2 separate regions of the Homo sapiens genome follow, and region 1 is linked to region 2. A link is an interaction called in ENCODE POLR2A ChIA-PET data of the cell type or tissue named here. Cell type or tissue: OCI-LY7. All regions are shown on one strand. Each heading gives the region's core, and the rest is flanking DNA. Links, peaks and the distances in the headings are about the cores only. Region 1 overlaps RP9 (RP9 pre-mRNA splicing factor). Region 2 overlaps KBTBD2 (kelch repeat and BTB domain containing 2).

What was found. Peaks named below come from ENCODE experiments on the same cell type or tissue, not always from the same donor. Only the 100,000 strongest peaks of a DNase experiment are listed, where the experiment ranks them.
Region 1: POLR2A ChIA-PET joins it to region 2 with 11 read pairs; 12 of 35 experiments call an interaction of 5 or more read pairs at or near these places.

What each region holds. Positions count from the first base shown.
Region 1 is chr7:33,094,265-33,104,912 of GRCh38, forward strand. It overlaps RP9 (RP9 pre-mRNA splicing factor), which reads right to left. Exons shown (of 6, transcript NM_203288.2): 2 at 6,267-6,297; 3 at 5,043-5,172; 4 at 3,007-3,098; 5 at 2,229-2,290; 6 at 533-1,168. The coding sequence ends at 970. It overlaps LOC124901610 (a long non-coding RNA gene), which reads left to right. Exons shown (of 4, transcript XR_007060279.1): 4 at 575-1,135. Among named protein-coding and RNA genes, the nearest start is that of RP9, 9.8 kb to the right of the region's middle. In OCI-LY7, for the core only: no CTCF peak of the experiment used is centred there; a DNase peak (open chromatin) is centred at 5,507; H3K4me3 peaks cover 2,072 bases; H3K27ac peaks cover 2,470 bases.
Region 2 is chr7:32,881,037-32,891,684 of GRCh38, forward strand. KBTBD2 (kelch repeat and BTB domain containing 2) reads right to left here. Exons shown (of 4, transcript NM_015483.3): 1 at 10,500-10,648. Among named protein-coding and RNA genes, the nearest start is that of KBTBD2, 5.4 kb to the right of the region's middle. RefSeq lists an enhancer at 7,724-8,249 and a silencer at 10,084-10,648. In OCI-LY7, for the core only: no CTCF peak of the experiment used is centred there; no DNase peak of the experiment used is centred there.

The sequences.
Region 1 (10,648 bases), core at 2,749-7,748, 210 kb after region 2:
TCAAAAAAATAAATGGATGGTTCTGTCTCTATGGAACATGTGCAGACTCTCTTTCTTGCCCTTATTCCCTAAACAATACATTATAACAACTATTTACATTGTATTAGGTGTTAGAAGTGATCTACAGATGAATTAAAGTATATGGGAAGATGTGTGTAGGGAACAGGCAAATAGCACGCCATTTAATATAAGGGACTTGGGCATCCACGGATTTTGGTATCTGTGAGGGATTGAGGGAGTTGGTCCTGGATCCAACCCCCTCAGATACTGACCACTGTAAGGTTCATACTTCTAAGTTTAAAATGTAACTATGTGTGAGTGAATGTGGATAGCATTTGCTAAGAAAAGCCCTGTACTTACTTGTGATATATAAAATATTCACAAGAAACTAGTACCACTGGTAGACATTGGGGAAGGTAACTGGAGTGGAAAGGAAGAAAGTAGAGTTTTCATGATTAAATATTATGTACCTTTTAAATTTGTATTAGGTATTATTTGTACTTATGTATTATTCATAAATAAATACATTCCATTTAAAAAATAAATAATGAGCTTTTATTATTCTCAACAACAGAGAAGACTCCAGCCTGATGTCTATGGGACCTGAGTCCACACTGTGGAGGGCACAAGCTGTGGGAGGGCCTGGAAGACACGCCTCAGAGATTCTCCCAGTCCTGCCACCCTGTGGGAGACACTTCAAAGGAATCGTAAACTCATGTGACCAGCAGGGAGGACAACGATGAAGAAACTTTCCTGCCTAAAATCAGCTGCTGTCCAGAGCTAGCACCTGGAAGGAGACACTCCCTCTCCTGGGGTCACATCTTCACTGCAAGGCGGGTGGGAGCTCACTGCTGTGACCCACATATACTCCTCTCTCGGCGTCTCTATCCTGCTGCTTTCTCTGACTGCATCTTCCTCTGTTCCTTGGTCAGTGTTTGAGAAGAGAATGTTGAACAAGTCACATCCTTGTCACTCTGAGTCAGAACCCTCATTTGACTTGGAAGATTTGTGCTTCCGTTTTTTCTTCTTTTTCTTTTCTTTCTTCCTTTTCTTATGCTTTTCTTTCTTCTTCTTTTTCTTGTGTTTCTCTTTACCTTCAGAGGAACTGGAGCTGCTCCTATCTTCATCTGAGGTAGAATCCTCCAGTAACTGTTTTAACTGCTGTATCCTAAACATTCAAAATTGATCAAAGAACAGTGAGTTTTAGCTTTAACTTACAACAGTTGCTTAGATAAATATGTCATTCAAAAGCAGTATAGGATGATGAATAACCATGTCACAAAGACAGTATTTTTATTTTTACCTGTTTTCTCATTCTTCTCCACCTGAATGCCTACTTTACGTGACTGAAACCAGTGTACAAGCCACTTTGTATTCTTTTTATTGTCCTAGACATTTCTGCATGTTTCCACAGTCCTTACAATTGTAATTTCTAACAGACGCATACTTTACTAAACCATTCCCCTACTGCTCAATTTCTTAATCTACATCTTTAACAGTTATAATGCCACCAATTTGAAAAAACAAACCCTCCAATTTTTTCCACCTCTCTCTAATCATGTCTAATTTTTTTCTTTTTTTTTTAGAGACAGGGTCTTCCTCTGTCACCTAGGCTGGAGTGCAGTGGTGCAATCATGGCTTACTGCAGCCTCAACCTACTGGGGTCAAGTAGATCCTCCCACCTCATCCTCCCGAGTGGCTGGAACTACAGGTGCGTGCTGCCATACTTGGCTACTTTTTATATTTTTTTGTAAAGATGGGGTTTTGCTGTATGGCCCAGGCTGGTCTCAAACGCCTGGACTTCAGCGATCCGCTGGCCTCGGCCTCCCAAAGTGTTAGGATTACAGGTGTGAGCCACTGAGCCTGGCCTAAGTATAATTTTTAACAAAAGCTCACATCCCTAAAGACTCTGGAGAAGATAAACTGAATCACATGAAAATATCAATTATACTGTACAAGTAGACAGCACAACATGGGTTGCCAACATCAACTGCAGTGGCCAGAGAGCTGGACCAAGCCCATGGCTTTAAGTTAACCCAAGGAGGAGGAGGCTGGCCTGCTCATTCCCCAACACTGGCCTTTTCAGCCATGACTCCTGCACTCCACATATTTTCACAATTGAAGTACCATGTTTACTGCACCATTCCTCTAACACTAGAGTGGTTTTCTCCAACTTTATATAATTTTAAAACTTTAAGGGGATATTGTTATCATCAGGACGACCTCACCTTACGTCCTTTTCATGTCGTTTATTGTCTCGTATGATGTCATACATGGGATCTTCATGTGCCTTAAGGGTCAGAGAAGGTTAAGGTTTGGTTAGGCTTCATGGATCACAAGTTAAATACAATGAAATGCCTATGTTATGAAAACCAGTTTATTTTTTTTTTTACTGTTTGATGTAGCTGCATGTTCAACATGTTCTAGGTCACATCACTGAAAACTCATTAAGGCTAAAAAATGGATTTTCCAATTAGAAAAATACAGGAAATGGCTACTCTCAGCACACTGTCTTTGGGGTAGCCCTGCTCTGCAGGAGCAATCACAGAGCTATAACACTGCCACCTCAAAAACAAAGAAAAATACAGGGAATAACTGTCATCTAAAGAAAAAATATACGGACACTTTAATCTTACAGTTTAAAGACATGTACTCTTTAAAGACCGGGAAATTAAATCCCTGATTTCAGTCATGAAACATGACTTTTTTACACAGTAAATTTTAAAAAGTGCGGTTGAATAGATAACAATGTCTGTTTCAGAAAAAAAATCACTGTTCCAAGTTACAAACAAAGATCACTTTAATAAGAATTCCTTTTTTTTGTAAAAGAGCTAATTTGTCATACAAATGTAATTTAATAAGCATGTAGTTAACAGCACACACTTTGGTCAAAGGGCTTCTGGGAATGTATTTTATGTGACCATTCAAGTTCACTGGTGACTTTCTGCTTCACTGATTTTCACTATCTCTGATAAATGTAAATTGACACTCTTGGACTTTACTTACCACTCTGAACTGCTCTAACTTTTGGTTGCCTTTGATAAAGAAAGGGCATTCTTTGTCACCCGTTCGGTGACCATAGCGTTTGCAACGCCAACCTAAAAACGAAAAGAGAAATATTTCTGTAAGATAACAGTTTCACCTACTCAAGATAAAGAATCAGCAGAATATATTCAAGTTTTTCTTCATTAAACTCTAATTCTAAAACAAAATATAATTATGGACAAGCCATGTAAGATCCCAGAAACAGAGGTAAACTAATTGCTTCCCCAAGCATCCTTTAGTCTTATACCTTTAGGAATAATATTCTATCACCAAGTATTTATGAAGCAATCCAATGGAGAATTACTTCAAAAGGTGAATTTTTTTTTTTGAGATGGAGTCCTGCTCTGTCGCTCAGGCTGGAGTGCAGTGGCGTGATCTCAGCTCACTGCAACCTCTGCCTCCTGGGTTCAAGATATTCTTCTATTTCAGCCTCCTGGGTAGCTGGGATTACAGGTGCGTACCACCACACCCAGCTAATTTTTGTATTTTTAGCAGAGATGGGGTTTTGCCATGTTGCCCAGGCTGGTCTTCAACTCCTGACCTCAGGTGATCCGCCCGCCTCAGCCTCCCAAAGTGCTGGGATTACAGGCGTGAGCCACCACGCCCGGCCCAAAAGGTACATTTTTTTTAAAGTGTGTTTCAGTATATTTTTCAGAGTAAATGTTTTCATAAAGTATCTCTGCTTCTCATTTACTATTTTAGACACTATAAAAGCTTCTTTCTCAGGTTGAGTCTGTTCAAAACTCTCACTTTTAAGTAAATAAAATCACAAGTTCTCTTAGAATATTAATGGTGGCTGGGCACAGTGGCTCCTACCTGTAATCCTAGCACTTTGGGAGGCAGAGGCGGGTAGATCGCTTGAGGCCAGGAGTTCGAGACTAGCTTAGGCAACATGGTGAAACCCTATCTCTACAAAAGTACAAAAAAATTAGCTAAGCCTGGTGGCGCATGCCTGTAGTCCCAGCTATCTCAGAGGCTGATGTGAGATCACCTGATTCTGGGAGGTTGAGGCTGCAGTAAGTTGTGATCACACCACTGCACTCCAGCCCGGGTGACAGAGTGAGACCCTGTTTTCCTGACCCTGGTAGAAGGTTGTTTAATGTGTGGAAAAGGTAAAACAGAGGGTCTCTGGCCAGGGAGACCAGGGAGACATCAGGTAGGTCTGAAGGAAGCTGCTGCAATAGCCACAAAGGGTCACACGAATGAATGAAAAGCAGATGGACACATTTCCAGACTCCCTCCACTCGGCTCCCAGAACACTCATAGTATGGCTTTCCCTCCACGTGGGAGCCTTCTCTGGGAAAATATAACCCACCCAAAGAAGAAAAACCGATAGATACTGAACTCTGAGGCACGTTGTCTTTGCTTTTAACAAATAATCAAGGCAATGAAGCATTCCCATCAAAATTCTCAAGGAAACTGATTTTTAAATTAGAATTCAATATCCTGGTAGTTAAAAATCTGTTAAAGACGATTCCAGAAAAGTAAAGGTCTTAACATTTTTATCTTCTATAAACCCATTTTGAAGGTAACAGCCATAGGATTTGTTACACCATAAGGAGAGAATATGATAATAAAGAAGACTCAAGACACAGGAAAATGGGTGATCCAACACGGGAGAGAGGCTAAGGGGACCTGCAGAAAGATGGTGTCTTAGTCAGCTCGGGCTGACATAACAAAATGCCGTATTCTGGGTGGCCTAAACAACAGAAACTGGTTTTCTCATTCATTCTGTAGGTTGGAAATCTGAGATCAGGGTCCCAGCAAGGTGGGTTTGTGGTGAGAGCTTTCTTCCTGGCTTAAGATGACAGCCCTCTTTCTTCTTCACATGGCACGGTGGTGGGGGGTGGGGTGGATGCTTCCTTATCTAGAAGATGGAGAACGTGCCTTGGCTGTAAGAGGGCTGTGATGAGAACAAGTTAAATAAAAGAAGTAAACACTCTTTGTAAATTGAGGCATGTAAGTTGCATGGATTAGGGAAACTCTCCCACACTCACACTGCATAACTTTGACTTCTTTCCCCAGTGGCATCCAAAGTCCTTTAGTTGGTGCATGAGCCAGAAATTCCCTGGCGTGTTCATTGCCTGGTACATCTGGTATGCAATCTTCTGGCTTAGTCTCATCTTCCTAAAAAAGGGAACAGGTATAAACAGCATGGCAAGAGCGCTGGGATTCTCTCCTGCTCCCCTTGGAGCCACCCTTGCCTGGCTTTTTCCTGGGCTTCCGGTGCCAACATCATCTTAGTTACCCCTCAAAACTAGAAAAAAAGACAAGTTACACCTGATTGAAAAAACAGGAAACAAATGTACCAGAAGAACTATACCAAAAACAATGTAGCTGTTCTTAGAGAAAAGTTACTGGTGAAGCAGAAAAATCTGTCCTTATATAGCAATGACTGGGGAGCTCCAAATAAGATTCTGAGATTAAAAAAAAAAAGTTTCACTACCTCAAAATATAGAATTAAAGTAAACCAGGCTTCCTGGAATAATAGAAATGGCCTGTTATGCTAGAATAGTTTATTATACCCTGAAGGCCCTGTCATGTTTTACAGTCACACACATGCTATATCTCTGATGTACATTTTTACCACTCAATAACTGCATTTACAATTAATGTGTTTTCAAACTTTTGGATTTTTTTCAAGTTTCTATGAATATTAAATTTACAATAGACTCATGTTTTTAAAGAATATTTCTTCGCTGAGAGTTATGAAACAGCAAGTTTTCTTGGCCGTGGCCTGCCACTCTAAGTCTCCCTCGTGCACACACACCCTGGCACCTTGGCCAGGGAGCTGCAGGAGGGATGCCTGTACCAGGGAGCGGGACTGGATAGCTGTCAGATCTCCTCAGAGTTTACTGCTCTCTGAGCTGCTGAGCTCAAGAAACCAGCAGAGGATGGACCGAGGGGCTGAGCCGGGTGAGGCCGACAAGGAAAAGGAGCTTAGAGATGCCATCCCCAGCAAGAGAGAAGAGGGGCATGGCCAAGGAATCCACGTGGGCCTGCACTGGTTCTTCAGGGAAGGGAAACATGGCTGATGAAATTTCTGCAAAGGCAGAGGCTTGTGACAAAACTAAAAATTATGACCCCTCATTCATCTGCAGGAAAAGAAACAGGCTTTTGGTAAAAGGAGATTTAACATCATGCAATTATTTTTCATAACAAGTTACTGAGTCTACAAGTATGTCTTGTGGAATAACCAAGAGTACAAACTTCACACTAACCTTGATAAGCCCAGGAGGAGGTTTTTCGTAACTGGAAAACAAAAAACAAAACCTTATCAACCATGTTAATGTAAACATAACACATCAAGTTACTGCAAAAAAGGGGCTATAGGATTTTTAATCAGAGATTTTAGCAACAATAAGCTTTTATCACTGGTTTGCAGACAAGCAATCACCTGAGAAGAGCAGAATGCTTCTCCTCCCTGTGCTGAGCGGCACCTGCCATCTAAGACTGGCCAGGCCTTCCTTATTTCCATCCAGGGACTGAACCCAGAGGAGACCCAGAATGCTGAGCACGCAAGTCTCCAGATGGGACAGGCAGCAAGATGGGAAGGAAATTCTGAAGGCGAGGTGTTTGTGCACTCAAAGAGCAACTCTCAGGCTCCTAAAGCAATTTGTACCTCCTCCCAAAAGAGTAATATGCAAATATTTTTAGCTCAGGTCTGTCCCTTGACCCTTTAAACCTTTAGGGAAGTATTTTTTTTTTTTTTGAGACAGGGTCTTGTCGTGTTGCCTAGGCTGGTCTCAAACCCCTGGCCTCAAGCAATCCTCCCACCTCAGCCTCCTGAGTAGCTGGGACTACAGTTGTGTACCATGGCACCATGACACCTGGCTCTCTTATTTTAATACTTCAGAATGGCTGCAACATAGAGAAACACTTAATGATTTAATGTTTTCTTCATTCGGACTCTCGTCTTATGCATAGTTTAAGGGACCCTTTAGAAGACAATGAATATTGGAAAAGGGAGTCAAGAATAGACAAAGGGAAAAGTGAAAAAATTTTCATTTGGCCAGGCGTGGTGGCTCGCGCCTGTAATCCCAGCACTTTGGGAGGCTGAGGCGGGCAGATCACTTGAGGTCAGGAATTCGAGACTAGCTTGGCCAACATGGTGAAACCCCGTCTCTACTAAAAATACAAAAATTAGCTGGGCGTGGTGGCGGGTGCCTGTAATCCCAGCTACTCAGGAGGCTGAGGCAGAAGAATTGCTTGAACCTGGGAGGCAGAAGTTGCAGTGAGCTGAGATCGCACCATTGCACTCCAGCCTGGGAGACAGAGTGAGACTCTGTCTTAAAAAAAAAAAAAAAAATTCATTCTCCCCTTCTATAAGATGTGGGAGAAAGCAACTTGATGGACAATGGATGAGAAATACTACTAATCCCAGATCTGTTCCCTCAAGATTAAATAGTAAACAACTGTGTATTAACAGGATTAGCTTTGTAAGTGTGGTACAGTGTTTTCCCAAAGTAGGTGCTTAAAATATTTCTAACAAAAAGCTGTGGCATGACATAGGCCTAATGGAGCAAAAACAATGGAAATCTGCACAACTTGTGAAGATGATAGTTTATCTGTAGCCATTCATTAGAAACATTAATGCTATACCTTATGCATAGAGACTAGAAGGAGCTTGACAGTAAAGTCTATAAATCCAAAAATCCAATAAATGAATCCTTTTGAGCCACAAGCATTATACAAAAAATATATGGCCAATCGAATTGAGATCCAAATTCTCAAAAAAAAGTAACTGTTCTTGCCAAGATGAAAATGAGTGTGATGCAATTGCACATTTGGAAATATAATATTATCAGCAATGGCATTCCCAAAGTCCATTTTACAAGTGGTTTCACAAGTTTAAAGAAGGGTGGTTCATGTTGTTTCCCGGGGCTGAACAATTCATTAATGTAGTATACTCAAAAATATATTTCTGAAAGTAGTATTTAACTACTAAATACAGATTAGAAAACTGAAGTATGTTCACGCACAGTTTAGGTTCTACAGTGTGACAGTTAAGAGGTATGCATTTATCTTTGCAGTCACTGTCACCCAAGCTGGAGTGCAGTGGCGTGATCACAGCTCACTGCAGCCTTGAACTCCTGGGTTCAAGCAATCCTCCTGTCTTGGCCTCCCAAAGTACTGGGATTGTATACATGATCCACCGTGTCCAGCTGCAGTTAATTCTCAAGATAAAAAAAAGTTGATTGAGATGCATTATTTTGTGCCATCTGAAAAGCCTTACTTAGTCATTCAGACTGTACTAACTTTCTCTGAGTAGGAAGAAGACCAGTTATGTCTGAGACACGCTGTCTTCTCAAGTGTGTACAGAGTAAGAAATCTTTTGTTAAGTGTTTCAAATTACTCTTTCTGTTGACTGTTGAGATGGGTTTTCTTTGAGAAGAGTCCCTAATGCAAGTGTACTCCATTCCACACAATTGTTCCTGCAGCTGCATCCAAGGGGCTGCGTGGCAGAGGTGAAACTGCCACATACACCCAGAAGGTCCACTCTGTTATGCCTGGCAGCCCAGGAGCTATTAAGTGACAGAGAGTGTTGGAGCAGGTGGAAGCCTCGGATGCCCTCAGGGGCCTGGCAGGCAGGGTCACCGAGGGAAAACTGTGGTGGAGACTCAGGAGACTCCATCACATCAGGGATGAAAAGATTTGAATTCAATTTATAAAAGAGCACTGTGGGGCTTCCCATTTAACATGGCCAACTGACCAACATGCTTATCTATCTCCTTCCCCAGATGCTTTAAAAATGACAGTGAAAAAATAAAAAGGCCATAAAGATATCCCAAAAGGAGGCAACATCAGAGGAAGTTTTCAACAAATTTGGGAAAGTGGAAATAGCAATGGATTTCCTGGGGTGGAAGAAGTAACACTTTTCAGAAGATGAGGCTTCCTTCCTATAGCCAGGAGGCTGCCTGCCCAACACTTGAAGGAGGCTGCAGGGTTAGCCTCTCCAATTCAGCAACACTGGCAGCCAGGCAGAGATCCCTGGCCCCCAGGCAGAGGACTCAAGACCCTTCTCTAGAGGAACTTAGGAGCCCCAGAAAAAAATCTCCAACTACTGACATTTGGAAGTCTCTTGATAAAAAGGGTACCCTGCAGCATGAGCGCCCTATCATGAAGCTATCTGATCAACAAACAACACCTTCTCTCTTTTTTCTCTCCCACACACAGCTGCCCTTGACAAGAGCTGTATAGCGCCTACTCTTAAATGAGTTGAGGCCAGAGCAGCGGCTCATGCCTGTAATCCCAGCACTTTGGGAGGCTTAAGTGAGAGGATTCCTTGAAGCCAGGAGTTCGCGACCAGCCTGGGCAACATAGTAAGATTCCATCTCTAAAAAAAAAAGTGTAAAAAAACTAGCTAGGTGTCATGGTGTGCACCTGCAGTCCCAGCTACTCTGTAGGCTGATTCAGGGGGGATCACTTGAGCCCAGGAAGTCGAGGCTGTAGTGAGTTATAATCGTGCCACTGTGCTCCAGCCTGGGTGACAGAACGAGAGCTTGTCTCTAAAAAACACAAAACAAAACAAAATATGGTTGAGATTCAAGAATACCCAGATATTAGAGAAAAAAAAATTACTAAATGTAAGACAGCAATCAAAATAAAAAGCAAACAAGAAATAGAGGCAATGTAGGGAACAAAAGACAACAAAAAAGAAAAACGAGTGAGTATCCTCATAGATGAGTGAAGATATTTCACTTATGAAACAAGAACAGGATAATATAAAAAACAACTTGCAGAATGAGAAAAAGCTTTTTGATTTAGAAATATAACAAATATGTTTAGTAGAGAAAAAGATACATCTACAAAGTACAATGAAAATACAAAGACAGAAGAGATAGAGCAACAGAAAATCAACAGAAGGAAAAAACAAAATTGGGGAGAGGAAATAAGACATAAATTTATATATGTAGTTAATGCATTCATGACATGTCAAGAAAAAAAGAGTCAACTGCACAAACTGGGGAACAACACACACTGGGGCCCACTTGAGGGTGGAGGGCAGGCGGAGGGTGAGCATCAGAAAAAATAACTCTTGGGTACTAGGCTTTGTACCTGGGTGATGAAATAATCTGTACAACAAATCCCCATGACATGAGTTTACCTGTATAACAAACCTACACAGGTACCCCTAAACCTAAAATAAAAGTTAAAAAAAAAAAAGTCAATTGGAAAAGACTAACATTATCATGAAACTTCAGGATGGCAGCAATAAAGAATAGTTTCTTAACGTTTAAGGGTGAGGTGAACTTGAACAGGTAACTTATAAAAGAAAGGGACTCAGAATGGCATCAAACTCCTTAGCAGTTTTGGAAGCTAGAAGATAGTGATGTACTATCGCCAAAACTGAGTGAAAATTGTTGTTACTATTTTCCTCCTGCCTCAGCCTCTGGAGTAGCTGGGACTACAGGTCCATATCATTGTGCCTGGCTAATTTTTAAATTTTTTGTAGAGACAGGGTCTCACATTGTTGCCCAGGCTGGTCTTGAACTCTTGGCTTCAAATGATTCTCCTGCCTTGGCCTCCCAAAGTGTTGGGATTACAGGTGTGAGCCAGCATGCCCAGCCCCAAAATGATTTTTGACCTGTAATTTTATACC
Region 2 (10,648 bases), core at 3,416-8,415:
ATTGCAGTGAGCCAAGATCGCACCACTGCACTCCAGCCTGGGTGACAGAGCAAGACACCGTCTCAAAAAAAAAAAAAAAGAAATTAGATATGATAAAGATAAATATGGTATCTCAAGTTAGGAAGAATGGTTTATTTCAACAAATAATGTTGGAAGTGGCTAACTGCTCAAGGGGGCAAAAAAACCTAGGCTTTAGTCATACTGCATACCATTCATCAAAAAAAAAAACCAAAATTCCAGCTGAATAAAAATTTAATTTGGAACTCAGTATTCACAACACATGGCAAAGGAATTACAAATCAGGAAAAGAGGAAAATCCCAAATAGAATGCTACTAATATGTTAACTATAAAAACTGCCACCTCTTTTTTCACCAACTGTTAAGATGACCATTAGTTACCATAATGAGAAATGACTCCATCATTAGAATCACTGTTATTTTTCCTCACAAAATACCATCCATTATGTCAAAGAGAATGACATACACTTCCTGACAAACTATACTATTACAGTAACTGCTAACTTGATATACAGTCAAGTTTCCAGCCAAGTTAACTTTGAAAGTAACTAAAACAGGTGCAAAGGCAGAGTGAGACTCTGGGTCATTTAAGGTAATAACTTTGCTCTTCCAGAACAGCATGTCACACTATAAATCTGAGTTCTACTACTATAATCTCTAAGGCAAATAATACTTAAAATCACTGGCTATTTCCACACATTAATAATGCAGCAAGGCATAGTGTTGTTGAGGGTGTGGAAAAACAAGCATTCTTACACAGAGGAGTAAGTTGATACATACCCACAATCCCTTATTCAAAACTCTTGACACAAGACACGCTCCAGAATTTACACTTTTCCAGATTTTATAGAGGTATTGTGACACATGTACCCTACATTATGAAATCCTCTCAAGAAGTCTCAGGTAGCAATGGATAATCAAACATATTATCTTTGCTGAGGCAACTATGAATGGTGTCAAAAATAAAGACTATATATAGCCTCACGTTACTTCAGGTCAGGTTTTACTAGCAAAGATTTTTTTTTTTTAACAACTTGATTTTTCAGAGCTTTTTGAATTTCAAAATTGCAAGTATTAATAATACTTGGCACTGGAAATGCTTAATACCAATCTACTAATCCTACTTCTAGAAATATATTTTACAGAAATATATGCATTAATAAAGTAGAAGTCCTAATCCCAGTAGCTGGACTCAAAATTGTCCCCATCCATGTTTAAACAAGGTGACAGCAACTGGTGGCCAGGGCCAAGACAGACTTAAATCATGCCGCTAGACCCCAGAATTTCTTGCAGGCTAGCGGTACAGGCTCACTCTGGTCATTTCATTAACCATATAATAATATGATTTTCTGCAATGATTTTGGGGAGGCCTCATTTACGACTGGGTTTTGCCAGATTTGATTTTTTATCGTATCCATGAAACCGTATTAAAACAATTGAAGTCTGCTTCTAAAAAAGTACAAAGTCATACTCATTAACACAGCTTTATTAGATTCCCCTATTTCCCACTCTTCTTTTGTAATCCAGGATACATTTTCTTCCTGGAGAGGCAGCCTACGTAAAAGTTACCTTAAAATAGGCAGAAAAAGTAAGTCATTCAGATATGACACTAAGTAAATAAACAAGTACAATTAAAAATAAAATTAAAGTCAGGAGTGGTGGCTCATGCCTGGAATCCCAGCACTTTGGGAGGCTGAGGTCGGTGGATCACTTGAGGTCAGGAGTTCAAGACCAGCCTGGCCAACATGGCGAAACCCCATCTCTACTAAAAACACAAAAAAATTAGCTGGACATGGTAGCACGTGCTGTAATCCCAGCTACCCAGGAAGCTGAGGCCAGGGAATCACCTGAACCTGGCAGACGGAGGTTGCAGTGAGCCGAGATCGTGCCACTGCACTCCAGCCCAAGTCACAGAGCAAGACTCCGTCTCAAAAACAAAACAAAACAAAAACAAAAAATAATAAATAAAATTAAGTATCTCACCCCTCTGGGAGCATGGACTTCAAAAGGTATTAACTAAAAATGTGAAAGCTTGGCCAGGTGTGGTAACTCACGCCTGTAATCCCAGCACTTTGGGAGGCCTAGGAGGGCAGATCACTTGAGGCCTGAGGCCTGGAGTTCAAGACCAGCCTGACCAACATGGCAAAACCCTGTCTCTACTAAAAATACAAAAATTAGTCGGGTATGGTGGCTCATGCCTGTAATACTAGCTACTCTGGAGGCTGAGGCTGCTTCAAGCTGAAACTCACTTGAACCCAGGAGGAGGAGGTTGCAGTGAACTGAGATCACACCACTGCATTCCAGCCTGGGCAACACAGCAAGACTCTGTCTCACGAAAATAAAAATAAAAATGTGAAAATTTGCAAAGTTTAGGACGATCAACCAACCATCTTCAAATGCCCACAACACAAACATTTTCTGTAAAAGGCTCCTTCCCTCCTAAAACTTGAAACCAGTACTCTAAATCCTCTGAAGCAATTCAGTATGTACTATATTAATTACCAACTGATGTGACGTATTTTACAAATTTTCCCTTTTCAATAATTACATTTTGTATATCATTCTATATCTAAAATCAGCTTCAAAACGTCACAGACCCTGTTATCTGTAGAAGCCAGCTTCCCCAGATTAATTCTCAGGTATCAAGGAAACTGTTGACTTAATTTTCTTTTCTGAATGAATGGCTAAATTCCACAAATGTTTATTGAATACTAAGTGCCAATCATTGCACTTTACATACTCGGATTCAGAGAAGCCAAACACTAAAGCTCCAAAACACCAAGGGCTTTTACTCTTACTACAGATTACAGCCACAGCTACAGCTGTCATTCAAAAACATGGTGTTTTAAAAACCAGCTATTCTAGACAAACTTAAAAGCCAAGAAGCAAGCAAATGAGTGAAGCAAGCTGGGTATATGAAACATTTTTCTTGAAATGTAGCTATCTTAATCTTTTTCTTTCAAACTTTTAATAGAGACATGAGTTCAAGAAATTTTACTCTTTACCGTAAGAAAAATTGTAGTACAGGTAAAATGAGCAAAGGTATCTGGTGCTCAGCCCTACTACTAACAGTGGATCACACAGGAGGAAGGAAAAACTTATTGAAGACCTATTTAAACCTTCTGGATTTTCTTAATATATGCAATGATTACCTGATTTTTACAAAATAAACTTTTGGCCAGCTGTGCTGGCTCATGCCTGTACTCCCAGCACTTTGGGAGGCCAAGGCGAGAGGGTACCTTGAGGCCAAGAGTTCAAGGCTGCAGTGAGCTATGATCATGCCACTGCACTCCAGCCTGGGCAACAGCAAGATTCTGCCTCTAAAATTTTTAATTTAAAAAAAAAAAAAAAAAGGCTGGGCACAGTGGCTCATACCTGTAATCCCAGCACTTTGGGAGGCTGAGGTGGACAGATCACCTGAGTTCAGGAGATTGAGACCATCCTGGCCAACATGGTGAAACCCCGTCTCTACTAAAAATACAAAAATTAGCCTGGTGTGATGGTGCGTGCCTGTAATCCCTGCTACTCGGGAGGCTGAGGCAGGAGAATGGCTTGAACCCAGGAGGAGGAGGTTGCAGTGAGCCGAGATCGCACCACTGCACTCCAGCCTGGGCAACAAGAGAGAGACTCAGTCTCAAAAAAATAAAAATAAAAATAGTAATAATAATAAAACTTCAAAAGGTACACTATTCTCTCTTCTCATAACAAAGACAAAATATTTTAGGCTTTGGGAGCCATAAGGTCTCTATCCCAAAGATTTAACTCTTGCTGCAGCCTGAAAGCAGCCAAAGACAATATGGAAACAAATGTTATTTCAATAAAACTTTGTTTACAAGAACAGGTTACAGGCCACATTTACCAAACGCTGCTTTATTTTTAAAAATTTATATTTCTTTTATATATATATGTGTGTATGTGTGTGTATATATATATATACACATATATGTGTATATATATATATATACACACACATACACACACACAAATTTTAATTTTTTTTTTTAAGAGACAGGATTGTACTATGTTGCCCAGGCTGGTCTTGAACTCCTACGTTCAAGCGATCCACTTGCCTTGGCCTCCCAGAGTACTGGGATTACAGGTGTGAACCGCCGCACCTGGCCTTACACTGCTTCTTGATGAAATATTTAGTCAGTGACTAAAATACGTACCTCAAGTTGTTTCTGCAAGAATAATGTTTCTCTTCAGATCACAAAACAAGGAAAAGCACAAACTTTAAATTCCTGAACGCGGAATTAAATATAATTCTTAATCTAATTTATATATATTCCACTTTTCTTCTCAACCAAAATATTCTAACATCTTTTACCTAGTCACACAACTGCTTTCCCCAATTCCTGCTAGTTCCGTGGACTTCCGAAACATGTTCTTATCTAGTGTGAGTACCTTTAATTAAGGTTAAAAAAAAAAAAAAAGACATCTCTCCCCAAGATAACCTGCCAAAAAAAAAATCCATACTGAGAAAAAGCTATTCAAAAACACTTAAATTACTTTGGGAAATCCCTGTTATAAGCCACAATTCCTGGTATCAGGTGCTTCCAGATTAGTAAGAAAGTCCTATATTCTAACACTGATCATTAGAATATATTCCATAGTAAAAAATGCTAACCAGCATAAGAATTAAATTGGAGTCATGCAAACACAATATAATGAAATTCACAATCTTAATAAAGTGCAATGTACTTTGACATAAAAAGTGTACATATTCTTACTCCTTCTTTTAAGTCCTGCGCTCAATTCAGTGTTTTTGACTGATTTGCTTGATCGCAGAGAATGGCAAAGATAAGGTTAAAATGTTATACACAGGATGAAATCCTCTCCTCCACTGTCTACACACTTTTTTTTTTTTTTTTAAAGACAGAGTCTCGCTCTGTCGCCCAGGCTGGAGTGCAATGGTGTGATCTAGGCTCACTGCCACCTCCACCACCCGGGTTCAAGCAATTCTCCTGCCTCAGCCTCCTAAATAGCTGGGATTACAGGCACGCACCACCATGTCCGGCTAATTTTTCACATTTTTAGTAGAGATGGGGTTTCACCACGTTGGCCAAGTTGGTCTCAAACTCTTGACCTCAGGTGATCTGCCTGCCTCGGCCTCCCAAAGTGCTAGGATTACAGGCATGAGCCACCACGTCCGGCCTCTACCCACTGACTTTCTACGAATTATTACAGGACAAAGTCCTATTTATTTTTAAATCCGAAGACTACCTACAGAAGTCAAAAATTTATAAACTGATTGAAAACAAATGCTTCTAATACATTTTCTCTAGGATGCCCAAGTCTCCGAGGTTCTGAGTGAATTCCAACACATAAAAGTTTTGAAACATTGTTACTAAATGATTGTCAGGATTAAATCAGTTAGCAATCGACAGTAACATATACAATTCTACTTAAAAATCTGAAACTCTTCCCACAAAATATTATTTCTAGAGATGACTTAAAGTATTGGGAGGATATGCACAGGTTATCGAAAATACTACGGCATTTTATCAGAGACCTGAGTGTCCTTGGATTTTCATATCCCAAGGGGACCTAGGAACTAATCTCCCACTGAAACCAAGAGACAACTGTGTTTCTATGCAACAAATTTAAGTTGGTTGTCTGAATTCCTCACTTAACTTTCCTATAAAATAACAGTATTAAAAAGGTGTTTAACTTCTCACTATAAGCAGCAAAACATGCCTGAAAGTCTATCAGCAAAGAAAATTTACAAAGTAAATACTACTTTAATACTCATAAAGAGATAAGTGACCATGAAATTGTTTTACAGATTCTGATTATTAACATTAAAGGATAAGGAACCAAGATTAAAAGTATGAAATGTTGAAATTTTTAAAAAATCCCAAATACTTTTAAAGATGTCAGAGGTTGATGGCAGTGTTTTGGCTTTTTGGGGGGAGGCAATGAGGGGGGATAGATGTCTAATTTCACTTTGAAATCAAGTTTTCATTCCTAGAGGTGTGTACTTTGTAGCATCCTCCCACTGAGTAGCCTGGAAACACAAATAGAAGCAAAGCAAGCTTTTCCAATGTTAACCAGGCAGAATATAGAGACTGAGGAACGAATAAAGGATTAAAGAACTATTGAATGTGATAAAGAAACCAATCAGCAATTAACTGAGCTGTGGATGAAAAAGGAAGAAAGGATAAAAAGATGGGAAGGAGGCTGCTAGCAAGGCCTGCTACAATAAGCACAGTAGTAGGTACAAAGTTTCCATTGGACAGGAGGAATAAGTGTTACTGATCTGTTACACAGCATGTTGATGATCGCAGTTAACAATAATATACTGTGTATTTCAAAACTGCTAAAGATTCTAAATGTTCTCACCACAAAAAAAATAAGTACATGAGGTGACAGATGTAAATAGCCTGATTTAATCATTCCTCAATGTGTACATAGATTGAAACATCACATTGTAGCCCACAAATACATACAATTATTTGCCAACTAAAAATAAAATAAATTATATAGTAGGAATGAAGGAATGATAGGTCTCCCTCCAGGAGGGGCAGTGCGGCTATAAATCATTCACCTGTAGGAAGCACATTCAAATTGTACATTACTAACTTAGGGAGTGCTGCATCTCCCAATGCTACAAATGTCAATAGAGAAGATTAAAAATTTTTGTTGGAAAAGATCCAAGGCGTTCTCCATGGAGGTCAACCGTTGAAAAATAATTGAGTACAAACCCAAACTACTTGGGTTAAAGCCCCAGTTCTGCAACTTAATAGCTGTGTGGCCCTTTTTAAGTTATTTATTCTCTATGCCTCAGTTTGCTCATCTATAAAATGTAGTTAAAAGTACAACTCTCTTCTCAATGAATTGTTCTAGGATTACATTTCATACTTGGTTCAGTACCTGACACACAGCACTACACAGATATTCGAAATTATTTTTATTAACCCACCCACTGGTGAAGCTTTTGCAGCACTTTCCCAACTCCTGGATTCCACACCTTCACCAGGTCCGAAGATTCCAATTTCAAGGTCTCAGCACTCCAAATACAGTTCTCTTTTTTCATTCTGTCTAAATGGTATTTTACATAAGAGAAATCCAATGTTTTCAGAGAATATTGGGACTTTTTTGCAAACATTTGACACTTGAAATCTGAATTCAGTGTTCTAAAATATTAAGATAATTTTTCCTTTTTTTTTCCTTTTCTCACATATTTTGATGGTACAAATAATGAAACAAACTAGTGCTTAAAAGACGACCAATCTTGAGGAGGCTGATGTCAGTGTAAAAAACTAAATGAGAGTCCAGAAAGGCACCAGTCATAAAACAAGCCTTTCTTTATTTCAATGAGATAGTTTTCTCCTTAGGAAGGACAAGAGATGGGTGCTAGAAACAGTTTGCTTTCAAGTTATCAAAACAACCACGACAGTTGAGAATGTCTGGAAAAGACCATTTGTTTTTTAGATTGTCAACTGCTACACAAACAGAATTTTCTGGAGTTGTGACAGGCATCAATTAAAAAACAAACCAAAAAAAAACAAAAAAACCAAAAAAACAAACACCTGGCCTTTTGAAGAATCTATCAAGTTTTAAAAATTTCAGCATACTTGCAGTGAGCCGAGATCGCATCACTGCACTCCAGCCTGGGCGACACAGCGAGACTCCGTCCCAAAAAAAAAAAAAAAAAAATTTCAGCATAGCTTCCTCTGCTCTAGTCACATTCAGAGCTTAGGTCTGTTCTCTCTTTCCAACCATACTGATAGATGACATGGCTCCATCAGGTTAATTACGCTCAGCACCCTAAGTAAATTCAGGTCACAAGTACAAGCTGTACTATATTATGATTAACAAGTTATCTCAGTTTTAAAAAATTAAACAAGAACATAAAGGCAATGCCACCTGCGATACAATAATCATATGAGTATACTATGTCCTTTTATTTTGGGTATCACTTTTCCTTTTTCCTCTCACCTCTGCGCAGTGACTTAAGAAAGCTGGGGAAAAGTGGCCAGGCGCAATGGCTCACACCAGTAAATCCCAGCACTTTGGGAGGCCGAGGCGGGCAGATCACCAGGTCAGGAGATCGAGACCATCCTGGCTAACACGGTGAAACCCCATCTCTACTAAAAATACAAAAATTAGCCCAGCGTGGGCTACTCAGGAAGCTGAGGCAGGAGAATGGCGTGAACCCGGGAGGCGGAGCTTGCAGTGAGCCAAGATCGCGCCACCGCACTCCAGCCTGGGCGACACAGCGAGACTCCGTCTCTTAAAAAAAAAAAAAAAATTACTTGAGATCGGCCGTCTGCGGTAGCTCACGCCTGTAATCCCAGCACTTTGGAAGGCCGAGGTGAGGGGATCACGAGGTCAGGAGCTCGAGACCAGCCTGACCAACATGGTGAACCCTCATCTCTACTAAAAATACAAAAATTAGCCAGGCCTGGTGGGGCGCGCCTGTAATCCCAGCTACTCAGGAGGCTGAAGCAGGAGAATCACTTGAACCCTGAAGGCGGAGGTTGCAGTGAGCCGAGATCGTGACACTGCACACCAGCCTGAGTGACAAGAGACTCTGTCTCAAAAAAAAATTACTTGAGATCAACCTGTCATTTCTAATACTGAGTTATTTAAGTATCAGTTGGTCTATTCAAACTCTACAAAACTGAAAAGATTAAGCTAACAAAGGACTTTGAAATTTTCACTCATATTTTATGACACCAGGATCAATCCTTTTTCCTGGCCTTACTTGTCTTAGGAATGTGGGCAAAGAGAAGAGGGGAAGGGGGACTCTTTTCTAAATGTGTAACATTTTTGGAAAAACCAATGTTATCATTTGGCTTTTAAGACTGCATTCAAGTTTCTAGGAATTCACCTTGCACATTCAATGTTCAATGTTTAGGAATGAAAAGCTCAACATTTCTACCAACCAGAAGAAAATCTATGGAGGAGCATGGACATATGTACTGATACCTCTATTCCTTCCCATCTCCTTACATGCCCTGTGAATAACATAAGTTAACATTTTATAATGCTTCTTATGAGAGCAAAAAGGGGAGTAGAGTTACAGCACTCATAAAGTCTTCCTACAAAACTGTGCAAAGAAAACACCACTATGTGGAAACGTGTGGACTACAGAGCATGCTCAACAGAAAGGCCACAGCACTCCCGAGTTACTGACAGAAAACAACCTCTTGAGGATTCCAGGCCCCAACCTAAAAGGGCTTCAATAAGCACTAAGCCAACAGAAGATCAAAGTGAAGAAGTAAGCTTAACATTAGTTATCAGCCAGATGGAAAGAATAGCAAAATTCCACATCATCGAGATTAGAAAACAACCGACTGGCTTTTCAATTTACTTTAGATCAGAAAAAAAAGTCGGGGAAAAAAGTCCTTATCAAAGGTTAACCAAACTAAGTCATTCACAATTACAAGAGATCTAAGACCCATACTACTCAAATTCGGCAAAAATGTACAACTCAGAGGGAAGAGGGGGAAGATCCCTGTTAATTAGTTGCCTCGATAAAAGAAAATATCATTTTGGTCAGTGCACAGCGTTGATAGGGTTTCGTTTCTCAATGCCTAAATGCTGTGAGCCCGACGTACAGATTCAAGTATAAACAACACGTGACCAGTCCTGTTGCCTACGTCTTCATAAGGCTAATTGACACAGAAGATAGTTCACACACACACCCTTTTAAAGTTCATTTTGTATTTTGAATTCTTTTCCTATTTTCACTGGAAGGGGTCACCGTGGTAGCCCGTGGGATGGACGCTCCTCTACCTTTTGAGGCAGGTAGAGTTCTTAGATAGCTAAGCCCAAGGGAAAAAAAGATGTTAACTCAAAATAACCGCCCCACACCAAACTAAGCGATTTTTCTATTCCCCGGTTGTTCAATCCGTAGGGAGAAGGAGGTGGTCGAATTCAAGGAAGTTAAAGATTTCACAAAGTAAACACGTACACAATTTTCCGTTTCAAAGGGCAGTTTCTGCTTTCTTTTTTAAGTCGATATAGACCATAACAGGAGCTCTGTTCGTCTAGACCTCTCTTGGTTAGTTCAGATGTACGCGGGGGGAATACAGAAGGAAGGGGGTGTCCTCCTTCGGCCCACCATGTCGCGAACACGTCGCGAGTCTTTAAGGGAAACAGCTTTACTTCGGTAAGGGCGGGCGCGAGCCGAGGCCAAGGCGCCGCCCGGGAGCCCCGCGGGCGCCGAGGCGCCCGGTGCCGGGGCCGGAAACGCCCAGCTAGCGGCGTACCGGGCCGCCCCTTCCCCGCGGACCTGCCCGGAGCTCCGCCGCCCTGGGGCCGCCGCGGGGTGCGGAGGGCGGCGCCGGCCGCCCGCGCCCCTCCCCCGCCCGCGGCGGAAGCGTCTCGGGTTTGAAAGATGCCGCGGCCGCCGCCTCCCACCCGCCGAGCCACAAAGGGCCGAGCCCCCTCCCGCCACAGCCCTCCTCCCCGGCCCCTCCACAGGTCGCCGCGGGCTCCCAGCCTGCCCGGCGCTACTGTCGCCTGCTCACCCGCGTCCCTCGGTCCGGAGGTGTGGGATCCGCTCCAGCCGGTGGCCCCGTCCACACTGGGCCCCTCCGGCGCGGCGGCGGGGGCGTGGCCCTCCCGCCGCGGCCTCGCCTGGGGTCTCGCCTCCGCCTCCGGCCGAGGAAGGCTGGCG